2 separate regions of the Mus musculus genome follow, and region 2 is linked to region 1. The links are chromatin loops, found by intact Hi-C in ENCODE. Cell type or tissue: gastrocnemius. All regions are shown on one strand.

The links. Peaks named below come from ENCODE experiments on the same cell type or tissue, not always from the same donor. Only the 100,000 strongest peaks of a DNase experiment are listed, where the experiment ranks them.
Region 2: it touches region 1 in a loop (2.5-fold over the local background); 5 of 42 quality-filtered maps call a loop at or near these places.

What each region holds. Positions count from the first base shown.
Region 1 is chr14:103,199,534-103,207,533 of GRCm38, reverse strand. Mycbp2 (MYC binding protein 2, E3 ubiquitin protein ligase) reads left to right here. Exons shown (of 85, transcript NM_207215.2): 38 at 756-898; 39 at 2,257-2,357; 40 at 2,994-3,212; 41 at 6,097-6,322; 42 at 7,342-7,460. Among named protein-coding and RNA genes, the nearest start is that of Fbxl3, 100 kb to the right of the region's middle. In gastrocnemius, no CTCF peak of the experiment used is centred here; a DNase peak (open chromatin) is centred at 3,765.
Region 2 is chr14:103,123,159-103,131,158 of GRCm38, reverse strand. It overlaps Mycbp2 (MYC binding protein 2, E3 ubiquitin protein ligase), which reads left to right. Exons shown (of 85, transcript NM_207215.2): 75 at 1,109-1,228; 76 at 3,145-3,246; 77 at 3,967-4,095; 78 at 4,405-4,537; 79 at 6,657-6,760; 80 at 7,659-7,847. Among named protein-coding and RNA genes, the nearest start is that of Fbxl3, 28 kb to the right of the region's middle. In gastrocnemius, no CTCF peak of the experiment used is centred here; no DNase peak of the experiment used is centred here.

The DNA.
Region 1 (8,000 bases):
CTTCTCCTATCATTCCTATAATTGAACTGCTGATTCCCAGTCTCTCTAATTTAAAATGATCATCATCTCTATCGCAGGGTCTCTTCTTTCTCTGCTGCCCTTTACATTCCGTTCTCCACAGAACAGTCAGCGTTCTCCGACAGGAATGAGGGCATACCCCTCCCTCCTCAGTTCTCTCTTGATGCTTTGCGATTAAATAGGAGTTTGCTACTCTGGCCTTGAAAGTCCATATGATCAGACCCTGTTTACTGTCTAATCCTGTCCCATGAACTCTGCACCTGGCTCCCACTGTCCAGATAATATTCTCTCACATTTTCCATGAGTTTGTAGTTTGTTTTTAAACACAACTCGGGTATTTCTTAAGTATTAGTTCAACAAAGAACAACTTAATCTAACAGAAAATAGCACCCTTTACTTTATAGTCTGCTTTGGTTTTTGTTCAAAGCCTTTATCCAAAACTAACATAATTACACATATGCTGTCTTTTTATTATTTCATGCACCTTTCCATACATTCATTAAAAACTCTGGCAGGTGCTATGATATATCACCTTCATGTTGTATTCCAGTATGTATGACTGCATAGTGGCATCTGATCTGAAGATTGCTTTGCATCCCTTACATCTTCAGATTTGATGCCACATATACTGTCTTAACTGTAATTGTTTTTCACTTTAAGTTTATTGAGGATTTCTGATCGGAATATGATGCCTGAATTTCTCAGTGAAAACTGTTTTCATTTTATTCATGCCCCAGGAGTGAATTTGATGGAGATTTACAATCCCAACTTCTAAGTAAAGCTAATGAAGAAGATAAAAACTGTAGCAGAGCACTCTCTGTGGTAAGCACTGTTGTTCGAGCTGCGAAGGACCTGTTGCACAGAGCTCTTGCTGTGGATGGTAAGACGATCCTTTTCCTTTCTTTAGAGTTAGATTTTAGAGCCTGTAGTTCTTTTGTGAATAGTTAATGAAGGGGAGATACCTTTTAGAATCCCTGAGTATTTAGTTCCTTATTTATTTATCCATCCATTTATCCAGTATTGATTTTGGATCATTCACTTCCTTCATACTCTGAGGAAGATTTTTTTAAAGTGAACCAAAAAAAAAAAAAAAAAATTACAGAATACTTTAAATTTTTTAGTTTGGTCAATAAGAGAAACATCTCATCTGATTAAATTCATTTTTGCTTATTTTCTTGTTAGTGAAACTTTTTTGCTATTGTGAAAATTTTTTTCTTACTGTGCTTCCTGTATCTATTAACTATTCATCCAAATGGCTGGTGAATAACCAGATGCATAACCTGCCCGTCTCCTCAGGTCTACTTGTCTAAGTCAAGTTCTAGAACTGTTTCTTCTCTGCAAAGTCCAGTCAGTATGTTCTTCTTTCTCTGCTCTACCAGTGCCTGGTTAAGCTGCCTTAGTGCAGCCTCACGTGCATTTTCTTGAATGGAAATGTCCAAGTAATTGCATTGCTACCTTTCTCCTGTTATCCACCTGTGTCTCTAGGCATCTTCTCTACACTAAGGAGAATCACTAGTATAAAATATTCAGGGTTATCCTTTCATCTAAAATGTTATTCCATCCCAAAGGTTTAGGCTAGGCTGAAAAAGTATTTTGTTAATATATGTCATTCGTTCATATGCAATAGGTTTAGAACTCCATATTTGAAAGAATAATTGCCCTACAGTATAAATATATAGGCTCAGCCAATCTTTTAAGCATCATGATCATGGGTAAATAACTAAAATGGCTGTCAGCAAAGTGCTTTAATGGGAAAAAAGAAGTCACAATAGCTTTGTAACAACAAATGCTTTTTGGAATGTTTATATGTACAGATATTATTCTAACCGTTTTATATTATATGTTGATTAATTTAATCCTAATAGCATTCAGTGAAGAAATATTGTTGATATTCTAAATAATTTGCTTCGTGTCACTCATGTAGCCGTGTTTAAAACCATTGCCCTAGCTTCTACTCCTTTCTCTAGCATTTTACAGGTATATATGTAGACCATGTTATGAATTTACTATAAGATATACAAACACTTTGTAACTTGACTTTTCCTTTTAAAAAGTGGAAAGTATCTATTGTAAGGATTGAGATAACAATAAATCCCTTAGAATAAATTGAGCCTGTCCTTCATAAATGTGTAGTTGATGTCAAGCACAGCTTTCTGAGGATAACAGGGTAGAGGTTAGGAGAGCATGCATACAGTATAACAAACTACCTTCTAACTACAGTCTCAATGCTTTTTTTAGCTGATGACATTCCAGAACTGCTTAGCTCTTCCAGTCTGTTTTCCATGCTGCTTCCCCTTATTATAGCCTACATAGGACCAGTAGCCGCTGCTATTCCCAAGGTGTGTAATCAAAATTCTATAACTTTGAATCTCTTACCACTGGTAACATTTCACAGGTCTTACATCTTCCCTTTAATCACTGAGGCACTAGGGTAATAGGTAACAGAGAAAGCATCCTAAGTGCTAGAAGTCGTTAGCTAAGTCTCATTGTTCCCAGAATTGCTAATTGATTTAGTGTACATATTTGCTTCACACTTGAAGAATTTAGGAATAGGAAATCTATTTTATAAATATGACATAAAGAAAGATTAAGTAATCAGATGGGTTTTTTTAAAAAAAATTCTGAACTTGATGCCAACTCTCCAGTTTTAATAAAATTATCAATAAAAAGATTATTTTACAGTAGTGAGATAAGACATGAAGAACATCATAAACTGTACAGTCTTTGGCATAATTTAATAAAGTAGAGCTATTTATTTCTAGATCACAGAAAAGCAAGGGTTTTAAAATATAGATTTTTTTGGTATAATATTTAGAATAAATTTCTTTACCCACTAAAAACACATTTAAAAAAAAAGTACTTTATAGAAACTATATGAAAACTGGTACTTATAAGAGTTACCAACAATTAGGGTAGTTCCTAAGTAAAGTGAATTTCACACTTACTTAATCATCTTTATTTTTTATATCTACTAGGTTGCTGTAGAAGTTTTTGGCCTTGTCCAGCAATTGCTTCCCTCAGTTGCCATTTTGAATCAGAAGTATGCACCCCCTGCGTTCAATCCCAATCAGTCAACTGATAGTACGACAGGCAACCAGCCCGAGCAAGGCCTCTCAGCTTGTACCACTTCCAATCACTATGCTGTCATTGAGAGTGAGCACCCATACAAGCCTGCCTGTGTGATGCACTACAAGGTGGGCACCGTTCTTAGCAAGACTCAAAGTCAAAGCTGGATCTGAGGCTTTCTAATGATATCAGAAAGTGGATTTTGTGAATGTTCAGAAATGTTACTTCTTGTAGTAGTTAAATATAAGGCATCAATCGAGACAGTATGGTACTGTTGGATTAAAGAAGACCTGAAGACATAGTCTTTCCTAATACGATATATCCTGAATAGTTTCCCCTCCCTCTTCTCTTAGTTCTTCCCCACCTAACCTACCCCCGTCCACTCCCTTTCTGCCTCTCATTAGAAAAGAGCAGGCTTCTAAAAGACAACAACCAAACATGTCAAAATAAAATATAATTAGATAAAACAAAACCATCACGAGGCAACCCAACAGAAGGAGCAGAGCCCCACGAGAAGGCACAAGAATCAGAGACCCACTCGTTTACACACTCTACCAAACTAAACTGAACGCAACAGTATGTATGTAGAGGACCTGTTTTGGCTCCGTACTGCTGCTTCAGCCTCTGTGGGTTCCTAGGAGCCATGCCCAGCTGAGTTGAGTCAGATGGCTTTGCTCTCCGGGGGTCCTCCATCCCTTCTGGCATTTATGGCCTCCTCTTCTATGTGGGTCCTTAACCCTGATGGGAGGGATTTGTTGGAAACATCCCAATTAGAGCTGTATATTCCAAGATCTCTCTCTCTCTCTCTCTCTCTCTCTCTCTCTCTCTCTCTCTCTGTGTGTGTGTGTGTGTGTGTGTGTGTCTCACCCTCCCTCTCATGTCTGGGCTGTAGTCTCTGTTCTCATCTGAAGCAAGAGGACACTTTTCTGATGATGGCTGAATATGTCACTGATCTAAGAGAGTATAGTAGAATGTTATTAGCCATCATTTTATTGTTACTTTTTTTTTTTTTTAACCCAGTAGTATTTGGTTTTATCCTATGTCTCTGGGCTATCTAGGAAGACAGACCTTCTACCTTAAAGATTTTATACACTGGTAGGTTTTTTGTTTTTTTTGTTTTGTTTTGTTTTGTTTTTTGAGAGTTGTTTGAAAATATCTTTCTAACAGTATTGCAGTATATAATGCTAAACTCTGTGCTGTATAATTATAGTGATTATAACTCTTAAAAATTGTAAATAGTATTTTTATATATGGTCCTGTGGGCATGTTTGTTCACAGACAGAGGGCAGAAGGACAACCTTGTGTTATTCCTTAAGCAGTATCCTCATTATTTTGAAACAGGGTCTCTCACTGACCTAGAACTTGGTAAGTAGACTAGCTTGGCTGGCCATGAAGATCTGGAGACCATGTTGTCTCACCTCCCCAAGCCAGGGATTAAAGCTTGTACCACCATGCCCAGCTTTTATTTATCTATTTTTGCACTGGTCCTAGAGACTACAGTGTAGGCTTCAAGCTCTTTTCAGACTCATCTCTCTCCCTACCTATAAGTCATACTTTTCAAACTGGCATTACTTTACTACAATCAGAACTCTGGAAACTTAAAGGAGCCTACTCAGAATATTGTGAAAAATAAAGTAAAATATTTTAAAAATTAAGGTTATCATATTCAAGTCCTTTTAGTAAGTAGATGAAAATGAACCACATTTTTTCAATTTAATTATGTTTTTACACCTGTAAAATATTCAATCTGTTATAGAAATAGATACATAAGAGTAGACAAGACAGTAGCTTACTGGTCTCCTGATTAAAGTCTTAAGCTCTTAATAAACCTATTTCATTTGTTTTCTACTTATTCCTTCCGGTTTATATTATTGTAAAACAATATTTTCTTTTGCATGTCTTTACTATAAGAACCATTTAAAATAACTGTAGTTTTACAGCTGAGTAACTCCTTAATATTATCAAATATACATATGTGATAAGTTTGTTTGAATTTGATTTAACATAAGATGAATCCTCTGGGCATTATTTCTTCAGTCCTTTTTTATGTTAAATCCCTGTAAGCATACTCTTCTCTCTGCACCTTTGTCTTTTGGTTTCCCCAACTTTTGATTGTTGGGGAAACTGGCCCAGTGTCCCTGCTTTTCACCCGACCTTGCTGAGTCTTCAGAGTCTCTCCTCTAATTTTCGTTTTCCCACGAATGTGCACATATGAAGCTTGTGTCTGCTGCTTCCGCTTTGTGATGATGGCGGAGGACCTTCTAGTTCTTGTCCCACAAACACATTGAATGCTTTAAGGTACATTGGGATAATAGTGTCTTTTACAGTGAGTTATATATCTGTCTCTTTGTATTTTTGTACTAAATTGTATGTGTGTGTGTGTGTGTGAGTGTGTGTGTGAATCATTTAATGAATTGATTTTTAAATTGGATTTTTGTACTGGCTGGTTTTGTGTGTCAAGTTGACACAGCTGGAGTTATCACAGAGAAAGGAGCTTCAGTTGAGGAAATGCCTCCATGAGATCCAACTGTAACGCATTTTCTCAATTAGTGATCAAGGAGGAAAAGGCCCCTTGTGGGTGGTGCCATCTCTGGGCTGATAGTCTTGGTTCTATAAGAAAACAGGCTGAGCAAGCCAGGGGAGGCAAGCCAGTAAAGAACATCCCTCCATGGCTTCTGCATCAGCTCCTGCTTCCTGACCTGCTTGAGTTCCAGTCCGACTTCCTTGGTGATGAACAACAGTTTGGGAGTCTAAGCTGAATTAACCCTTTCCTCCCCAACTTGCTTCTTGGTTTTGATGCTTTGTGTAGGAATAGAAACCCTGACTAAGACAATTTTGTTTTCTAATTATTAAATGGATGATAAGACAAATGATAAACTAAATAAGACAATCTGTTGTTTCCTTCAGTTTGTTTCTCCTTTAGTCCTTCATTTTTTGTAGTATAACATTATTCTGTTTCATTTAATAAAACTATACATACACATAAACAGATATCCTCTTGTCTACCGACAGGTGACATTCCCAGAATGTGTTAGGTGGATGACAATCGAATTTGACCCTCAGTGTGGTACTGCACAGTCAGAAGACGTCATCCGTTTGCTTATTCCTGTCAGAACCATTCAGAACTCTGGATATGGAGCAAAACTGACATCTGTTCATGAAAACCTTAATTCATGGGTAGAATTAAAGAAATATTCAGGATCCTCTGGATGGCCTACTATGGTTTTAGTGTTGCCAGGTGAATTTTCACTTCTCTATTTATGGGATGAAATGGAAACGTGTGTGTGTGTGTGTGTGTGTGTGTGTGTGTGTGTGTAAAAAAATTCATTATGGAAAGTGTTTAACTTCAGAGAAAACTATTTTAAAACATATGGGTCTTGGTTACAGTTAAGGATAAATAAGATGTGCTGGGAAAGGGGCATGGTCCCATCTAAGTTTGTGAAGAGAGACTGTTGTGAAGATTTTGTGTGGGGGTGGGGTAGGGTGGGACTATCAGGGTTAATAACGCCTCTTCTGTATAGTTGGGACCAAACTACCTAAAAAGTGTGCAAGTGGACTTGATTTTCTATTTTCTCGGTAGATGCCATGTTTTTTAGAAATAGGATTCAAGCTCCTCATTTTAACATGTGGGTAAGGGTGGTGGTGAAGGTGGATGTACATGAATACTTATTTCTGATATTCATATTTTCCTTTAAAGCTGTAAATTTTAAACTCTTGTCTGAAGTATCCTAATTGTAATCAGTTAACAGTAACTGCTGTTTCAAACACTTAAAACTATAGAGGGAAGCTTTGTCATCTTTCACATCATCTAGCCTTGATGAATTTAGAGTTTTCCCTTTGACTCTAACCTACTTTTGTTGGATTGGTTGATTTGTTAAGGGATCCTAGAAATCCAGATACCAGGGTGGAAGATTACTTAATTCAAAGAAGGGAAGACTAACTTAGGTACTCAATAATTGATAGATGATTTTTAAAATTGCCCAAACTTAGGTAAAGTAGGATTAAGGGAACAGAGTTGATTATAATGAGAATTAGCAGCAATTCGTTAGAGTTGGTTCTGTTGTTGATAGGATTGCTTCTAACAGCTTGCTTAAGCAAATGAAGGGCTCTTCCTCAAAACACCTTCTTTCTATTTTAATAACCGTTTTGACAAATTATTTATATAATAAAATAATGAAATATTTAGACTTTGACCTCAATAGCAGAGACAGGTACTTGCTCACAGACACACATTTTTGTTTTGTTTTGTTTTTAAAGGAAATGAAGCCCTTTTCTCACTGGAAACTGCTTCAGATTATGTGAAAGATGACAAAGCCTCCTTCTATGGGTTCAAGTGTTTTGCAATTGGATATGAATTTAGCCCTGGACCTGATGAGGTAAGAAAAATTGTTTTCCCAGTCTGTTAAGAACAATTGGCTCTTTTAAAGTGTCTGTTGATTTAAAATGCCTTGCAAGCTAAAGGTTTATAATTAAAATGCCATGTGGTTTCATTACGTGTGGTACCATTTTGCTGCTCTTTCCTCAGACATGGGGATAATTGAGGTTATACAGTATGTTCCCATTTAAGTGAAGTGCATTTTGAAGCATAACTCATGCTCCATGCTAAAGTGGTTTAACCTTTACTTATATCAGAACCTAGATTCACAAAGTGATTTATCTTATTCTGGGTTTTCTTAAATGTTTTATATCAAACACTAAAATAAACCCAAGATCGTAATTTCCCTAAATAATGAATAGAGCATGATTTGGACCGTGAAGGTCATCGCATACTTGTGACATCGTTGGGTGTAGTATTAAATCTTTGTCTCTCAGCTTCATCTGAGGCATCTTTCTTTCTAGTTTCAACTGCAGAGACTAACTTTGAATTACATGTTTTCATACCTCACATTCAAGCATGTTTTAAATAGTGACTTTTA
Region 2 (8,000 bases), 76 kb after region 1:
GTTGAAACTTGCCCCCTGCCCCCAAAAAGGACAAAAAAAAAAATTCCTAGAGGTAGAAGTTTCTCATCATCTGCCGTTCTGAGGTTTTAGGGCTTTAAATTCTTCAGTTATGTCCTGTACCACGATCTTAAGGTATTACCTTTGGGGGAAATCTGGGGTGTATAGGGCAGGGAGTTACTCCACTGAGTGTCCGGGCCCACAAGGTCACTTTGCTCCCATTGCATTGTGTCTTTAGGAGACAGCCTGAGGAGAGGGCAGAGGGAACATTTTAAAGGAGGACACACCAGTTGCCCATTATCAGATTGACCGCATGTGGAATGAGAGATTCTGGGGAAAAGTTGAAGTTCTCATTTTTTTCTTAGCTGTGGATATTTTCCTAGACTTCATAGCAAATAGGCATTCTCTAGGAAGTCCACTGCATGAAATCCCTGAGAAGCATGTTTTGAAGAGCTGGATTCTGTAATGAAGGATTGGTACTCAATGAGTATCTGTGTAGCTGCGGTTGGAAGGATAGCTCCACAGTCGAGCACTGGCTGCTCGTAAGGATTAAGGTTCAGGGTATAGTGCCCACATGATAGCTCACAGCTGTCATCCCAGCTCCAGGGGATCCAGCACCCATCTGCCACACACACCACATACACACATGCATACATTCAACCAAACGTACATGTAAAATAAAAATGAATATAATTTTAAAAATATTTTTACTGGGGACTGCACCCAGAATTACGGGGTGAGCCTGTGTGTGCTCTTAGGCTCCAGAGAGAGCATCTAGGGCAATGAATTACAATGTCAAGGCTCCCAAGCATGGGAACCTTATTTGTACCTTTTATTTGTGTCCAAGTATAAAGGAAAATGTCCTGGAGGACTATGGGAAAACAGTGTTGAGGCCATAAATTTTTATTTGCTTTACAATCATCAAAGTAGAGACTAGCAACTGAAATATTTCGTAAGATTATAAAGGATTTTTAGTTTGTGTCCTCCTCTAAAAGCACATGGTCTTGCTATCAATAAAGATTCTCTTTTGAGCGGAGATTTTCAGAGAAAAGGGTTTGTTATAATGACACAATTCTGGATACTTAAGAAGATATTCTTTCCTGCTTAATAGGGTCACCTGTCAGAAGCTTGGTCCCGAGTGACAAAAAATGCTATTGCAGAAACCATCATTGCCTTGACCAAAATGGAAGAAGAATTTAGGTCTCCAGTGAGATGTATTGCAACAACTAGAGTAAGATTTTGTTGTTGTTTTAAATTTGTGTTTAAAATTTGTGTTTATTATTATGTGTGATCAGTAAGTCAACTTAGTCACATTTTTAATTAACATCATCAAAAAATGACTTATGAATTAAATGTGATAGTAATTACTGTTCACTGTTGGGTGTGTAGTATCAACTTTTGTTATTATTTAGGAAGCTGAGGATATACTGGTTAAAAAAGTCTAAATTACACTGTGGTTATTATCTTTCTACTGACCTATTTACCATAGCTTACCTTAGTAAGTTGAGTAGTAGTTGCATTCTGCTGTGAGAGACTGGTGATCCTTCAAAGACAAGACAGCTCTTCACAGTTCTTCCTAATGAAAACCCTAGCTCAACTGTGAGATTTGTATGCTTGGCTTTTAAAGGAGAATACTCGGGCCTAGAAAACTGGCCAGCAGTTGAGAATATTTGTTCCTCTCACAGAGCTTGGGCTCAGTTCCCATAGTCACTTAGTGGGCACAGCTACTGTAACTCCAGCTCTAGGGGACTTAACACCTACTTCTGAACTCACCATGCATGCAAGTGGTGAGTGTGTGTGTGTGTGTGTGTGTGTGTGTGTGTGTGTGTGTGTGTACAGGCAAAATGCTCATGCACATAAAATAGTATAAATAAGTCTAAGAAATGTTTTAAAAACAATACATCCTAATTATAGGTAGGGTTGAACTTTTGAGGAAATAAGGTTGCATTCTTTAAATGAGACATCTAATTTTTAAGATACCAGGTTTATGAGCCGTATAACTCAAAAGGTGATTTAAGCTATTACTGAAGAGGGAAGTATGACATCATTAGGAACAGTACACACTACTGGAACTCATATAGATTAATTCTCTGAAGTCTGTAAAAGAAGTACGTTATATTTTATTAGAGCAGAGAAACCCCGTTTATGCTACCATGCTTATGGGCAGGACACTTAAAACAAGTATGTTCTGCTGTTACCCCTTCCTACCACTCAAGAATTCTTTCATTCCACATTCCCTTTTCACTTGCATAGATTTTTTTCAGTGTTTTATTAATGAATGAACATGTCATTCTGTGTAAAACTGCAGTTCACTCTTTATATCCCTCAGAAATGTGTTTCATAGCCACGTGTCTTGGTGTGCGTATATCTGTGATGATATGTGTGTGTTTGTACAGATGCTTGTGTGCCCTTGGCACATGTGTAAAGGTCAGAGGAAAGCCTCGGGTGTTGATCCTCACTCTCCATCTTGTTCGAGACAGTCCCTTCATTGTTTACAGCTGCCGTCAGCAGGCTAGCTGGCCTCCAGGCCTGGGCTTCCCTAGTCTCTGCCCCTCATCTTGCTCAGGAGCACTGTGATTACAGACATGCACTCTCTCATGCTCAGATTGACACGAATTCTAGCTACCTGGACTCAGACTCTTACACTTGTATAGCCAGCTGTCTCATCACCATAGATTTTCTAGAATTTCCTGAAAATTATTAGACATGTATTTATGGCAAAGTATACAAAGTAGGGCTCTTGAGACAACAGAGACTCCTGAGAAACTGTTATTATGTACAGTAACCCAATATGTACCCAACTACTTATAGAACTGCAAACTAGCTACTTATCAGCTCATTAGGAGTATAGAACTTCAGACTCTATACTAGCTGGGAAAATATACAGTAGTCATGCACGGTAAATATTATTCCTATAAGTGAATTGCTTACATCATTAACATAAACATAACATAAAGAGGTTGACTTTATGTCAGGTAGATACAGAAATAGTCATTCTTGGAGTAGCTCCTGGTGCTTGGCACATAGGCAAGGAAATGCAAGTGCTACTAAATATCTGTGCATGTCCTGATGGAGCGAGCACTTACTTGGCAGTCATCGATATCAGATTTCAAGCATCTCATAGCTGTGCTCCTTCCTCCTCTACAGCTCTGGCTTGCCCTGGCATCGCTGTGTGTTCTTGATCAGGACCATGTGGACCGCCTCTCCTCGGGGAGATGGATGGGAAAGGACGGGCAACAGAAGCAAATGGTGAGGTTGGGAGTGTGCTGTGAGAACCTGCCTTTCTTCACAGTTGCTGATAGTTTGTGGGGAAGACAGTATATCACACTCTTGGAAACGTACATCCAGTCTGTCCAGTTTGCTCAGAAACCTGCTTCATGCTTTAGAAAACCTATAGGCTTTTATTTGATTATATGAGAACTTTATCCTTCTCTGGTTCATGCTTATAGCAGCAAAATTTCTAGCCTGACTGATTTTTGCTAAAATGTGATTATCCTTAGGAATAAAAAAAAAGAAAAAAAAAAGAAGCAGGAAACCAGCAAGAGGAATGGCATGGCATACCCTCTCCAAGTGTAGTCAGAGGAGGCTCACAGGGCACAATGGAGCGCTCTCAGCATTTCTGATTACCTTTATTTTTTTATTATTTATTTATTTATTTATTTATTTATGGTGAATTGCGCTCATTTATTATTCATGAGATTTGGAATAACTCGGGAATATTAAGTCTCTAAATAAAATCATTTTCTCCCTTTAACCATTGACTCTGTATACACATTAATCTTATTGAGTAATTCTTAGAGATTTTGATAGTGTAGTATATACCTACAGTAATTCTGTTTTACATTCAAATCTAAAAGCCTTGCAGATTTTAGAATAAAGGCTTTCAGTATCATAAATATACTAGTTAGGTTGAATTCGTCGAGGCTTTCTTGTGAGTCTAATGTGGCATGTGAAAACATCTGCTTCCAGCCTATGTGTGACAACCATGATGACGGTGAAACTGCAGCTATCATCTTATGCAACATCTGTGGCAATCTGTGTACTGACTGTGACAGATTCCTTCATCTGCATCGACGAACGAAGACTCACCAAAGACAGGTGAGCTTGTCTTCATAGCCAGAACTCTGAAATAACGTGGGAGGGAACCAGGGGAAATGGGCTCTGGAATGACCTTACTTGACTCTCAGTGGTCGCACTAACTGCAAACCGAGCAAGTACTTAGATTTTCCAAGACTTGGTTAGCACTTGAACTGCACACATGGAGCTGTTGTGAACACAGGAGAGAATGCTGTGTGTGTCTGGAACGTCTTACACTGCTTTATAAAGAAAGCCACAGTTGCTGAAAGATGACATTTGCTTCTGCCCAGAACTAAACACATTTATCCCTCTTCTATAATGGAACAACAGGTCTTCAAAGAAGAAGAAGAGGCTATAAAGGTCGACCTCCATGAAGGCTGTGGTAGAACAAAACTGTTCTGGTTGATGGCATTAGCAGATTCTAAAACAATGAAGGCAATGGTGGAATTCCGAGAACACACAGGTAAAAGAATTAAAAGTTAAGAGGGAGGATGAAGCATGTCTGCAAAGTAGGATAAGTCAGATACTGGCTACGATGGTCTGTATGTGCTCGGCTCAGGGAGTGGCACTGTTGGGAGGTGTGGCCTTGTTGGTGTGGGCTTTAGTACTCTTGTCTTAGCTGCCTGGAAGGTAGCACTCAGATGAAGATGTAGAATTCTTACCTTCTCCTGTGCCTGCCTGGATGCTGCTATGTCCCCACCTTGATGATAATGGACTGAACCTTGGAACCTGTAAGCCAGCCCCAGTTACATGTTGTCCTTATAAGAGTTGCCTTGGTCATGGTGTCTGTAAACTTCCTGTCGTGTTAGCAGTAAACCCTAACTGAGACACCAGCTTACCTATCAGGAATAATCTTGAGTAGTACAGATGCTGACCACATGCTTGGTAGACACAGTCAGTCATCTAGATTAGAAAGGGCATCAGACTACAAGCTAGCAAACCCCATTTCCCATTACTTTTTTGTACTGCTGTGAAGAGATATAAAAGAAGACATTTAATTGGGGGGTTGCTTACAGTGTAAGAGGTTAGTCCATTATCATCATGATGGGAAGCATGTTGGTACAATGCAGTTGTGAGCTTTACATCCGGGTTCTTGAACATCCAGGCAGGCAGACTGGGCGTGGCTTGGGCTTCTGGAATTTCAGAGCCAACCCCCAGTTATACACGTCCGCCTACAAGGCCACGCCTCCTAATCATTCTAATCCTTTTAAACTATTCCACTTCCTGGCGACCAAGCAATATATGAGCCTATGAGGTCCATTCATATTCAGACCACACAGTGACTGAGTAGTCCATTAGCCTCTGTAAAATCTTAGACTACTTACATCTGTGTAAGTGAGCTGGTAGATATACCATGTCTACACTGTGTCTTAACTGCAAGGTCCTATGATTTCCTGATACTTCAGAGTCTCTTCTACAGTTAGTACTTCTCGGGGCTTAATAAATAGTTCTGTTTTACTAATTGTAATAATAAAGGTGAGCAGCCAGTGCCTTAAAAACATACTTCTTGTTATGTCTAATACACTTGAACCTCAGACAGTTTTCATTCTAGTTTTTTATAAAATGAAACCTTACATATTACAAGCTTAATGTGTAAAACATGAAAATTCTTCATCATTTTTAGCAAAGCTGCTATCTGCCATTTGTCATACTGACACAATTATTTCTCATTGGTCTTGAGCATAAATCTGAATTACTTAACTATATAAAGATGACTCATGCTACAACATATGCCTTTTCTCAAACCCAATTTTTTTCTCCTGTAATTTGTCAATAGTCTACATTAATAAATGTAATATTGACCTTTCCTTTTATAGAAACACTCCTTTGCTTTTTCCAAAGAGTGTTCTACAGTCATTTCTGGAACCAGTGATAGTTACTCGAATTTGTGTACCTACATTTGAAAATGAGCAAGGTCTTTAATCTTTGTTTTAAAGAATTCTGATGCTTCTTTCAATATTTCAATGTATTTAATTTTTTTTGAAATTGCAGAGTTCCTTGGGTAAATTTTCCTATTATTCAGGTTTTATAATCTAGTCAGATTTTGTACTGTCATGTAATTTTGTTACATAAAAATATTCAAAAACAGCTGGGTGTGGTGGCGCACACCTTTAATCCCAGCACTCGGGAGGCAGAGGCAGGCGGATTTCTGAGTTTGAGGTCAGCCTGGTCTACAAAGTGAGTTCCAGGACAGCCAGGGCTATACAGAGAAACCCTGTCTCGAAAAACAAAAAACAAACAAACAAAAAAAAAAGTATTCAAAAACTTCTCTTTATTATATGTTCTTTATTTTTTAAATTATAATACTTATCTAGTGTTGTGCATTTTGGGTAAGGGTTTGCCAGATTTGCTCATTCTGTTCTCTGGACTAGATATATAGTCTCTTTCTTTTGCTAAAATGCTATAAACCAGCCAAGTTTATTTGGTTTTAGAGTTATCTTTATTTTTTTATCCCTTTGGTGATTACTAATTAGGGCAGCTTAAAGCTTTTAATAACTGAAAGAAATCTAGCTTGCTATTCCAAAATTACTGTATTAAAAGCATGACTTTCTACAAGACTTTTTTCTTCTTCTTGAACGTAGGCAAACCCACCACGAGTAGCTCGGAAGCATGCCGCTTCTGTGGGTCCAGGAGTGGAACGGAGCTGTCTGCTGTTGGCAGTGTTTGTTCTGATGCAGACTGCCAGGTAGGGATCTACTCAGAGGTTAGGCCATCCCAGGAAGGAAGAGTATACATATTCTCACAAGGCTTTTGTTTTCTTTAGTAGGGGTTGTCATTTTGCCTCAGTACAGTTTTCCTTCGTCACAACCCAAAGGTGACATTTTGTGCTGCTTGTTCATTCATTAAGTACCACCATTAGTACTCAATTTTGCTCTGGAAACAGCTAAGGTATCTGACAACTTGGGGCTGAAGAGATGGCTCAGGGCCTAACAGCACTCGCTACTCTTGCAGAGGACCTGGGCTTGATTCACAGTACAGGCCTCACATGAGTAAACACAAACACGCGCGCACACACACACACACACACACACACACACACACGTACAGTACACAGACAGAAAGACAGAAAGCAGGCACATGTACATGCAAGCATAATATAAAATATACATCTGCCCAGAATTCCGTTGCCTTTGTTCATTTGTTTGCCTAAAGTAAACTTCTAGTGTCTGAAAGGTTTTGAATCCTGAACTTAAATATTGTGGCATGTGGTTGGCACTCCGATGACAAGACATAGGTGGGGATTTGTTTGTTTGGGATTTGGCCCCTGGTTTGGGACAGAGGGCTGGTATTAGGAGACATTTATATCAGAACGTTATGTTTGTGCCTATGTCTGATGCCAAATCAAGTAAAGTCGTAGTTCACTTTTTATCAATGCTGTTCTTTTATGTTGGATGAAATTCTTTAATTACATTAAAGAAAAACACTGTTAGTTATCAAAGCATAGGAGTAATTATTGTTGTTTTATACTAATAGGTATTTTCTGTTTAGAAAAAGTTGTTTAGAGAAATTAATATAGTTGGTCTAACCCTGAGGTTACAAACCTTTTTAATCACTCTAAGACTGCTGCAATTCATCTTCAATAGGAATATGCTAAGATCGCCTGCAGTAAGACACATCCCTGCGGACATCCGTGTGGAGGTGTTAGAAACGAAGAGCACTGCCTGCCCTGCCTGCACGGCTGTGATAAGAGCGCCACCACACTGAAACAAGATGCCGACGACATGTGCATGATCTGCTTCACCGAAGCGCTCTCTGCAGCACCGGCCATTCAGGTTGCCTCGGCTTTTAAATGTGCCTAGATTTTAACAGGAGGAGATATAATCACATTTCTCAAGTAAAAAGATGATTGGAGCTTTCTTTAGATGGCCAAGGGGACATGTCCTGTTCCTATGTACTCGTTAGTGTCTGCTGAGGACAAGTTCGCT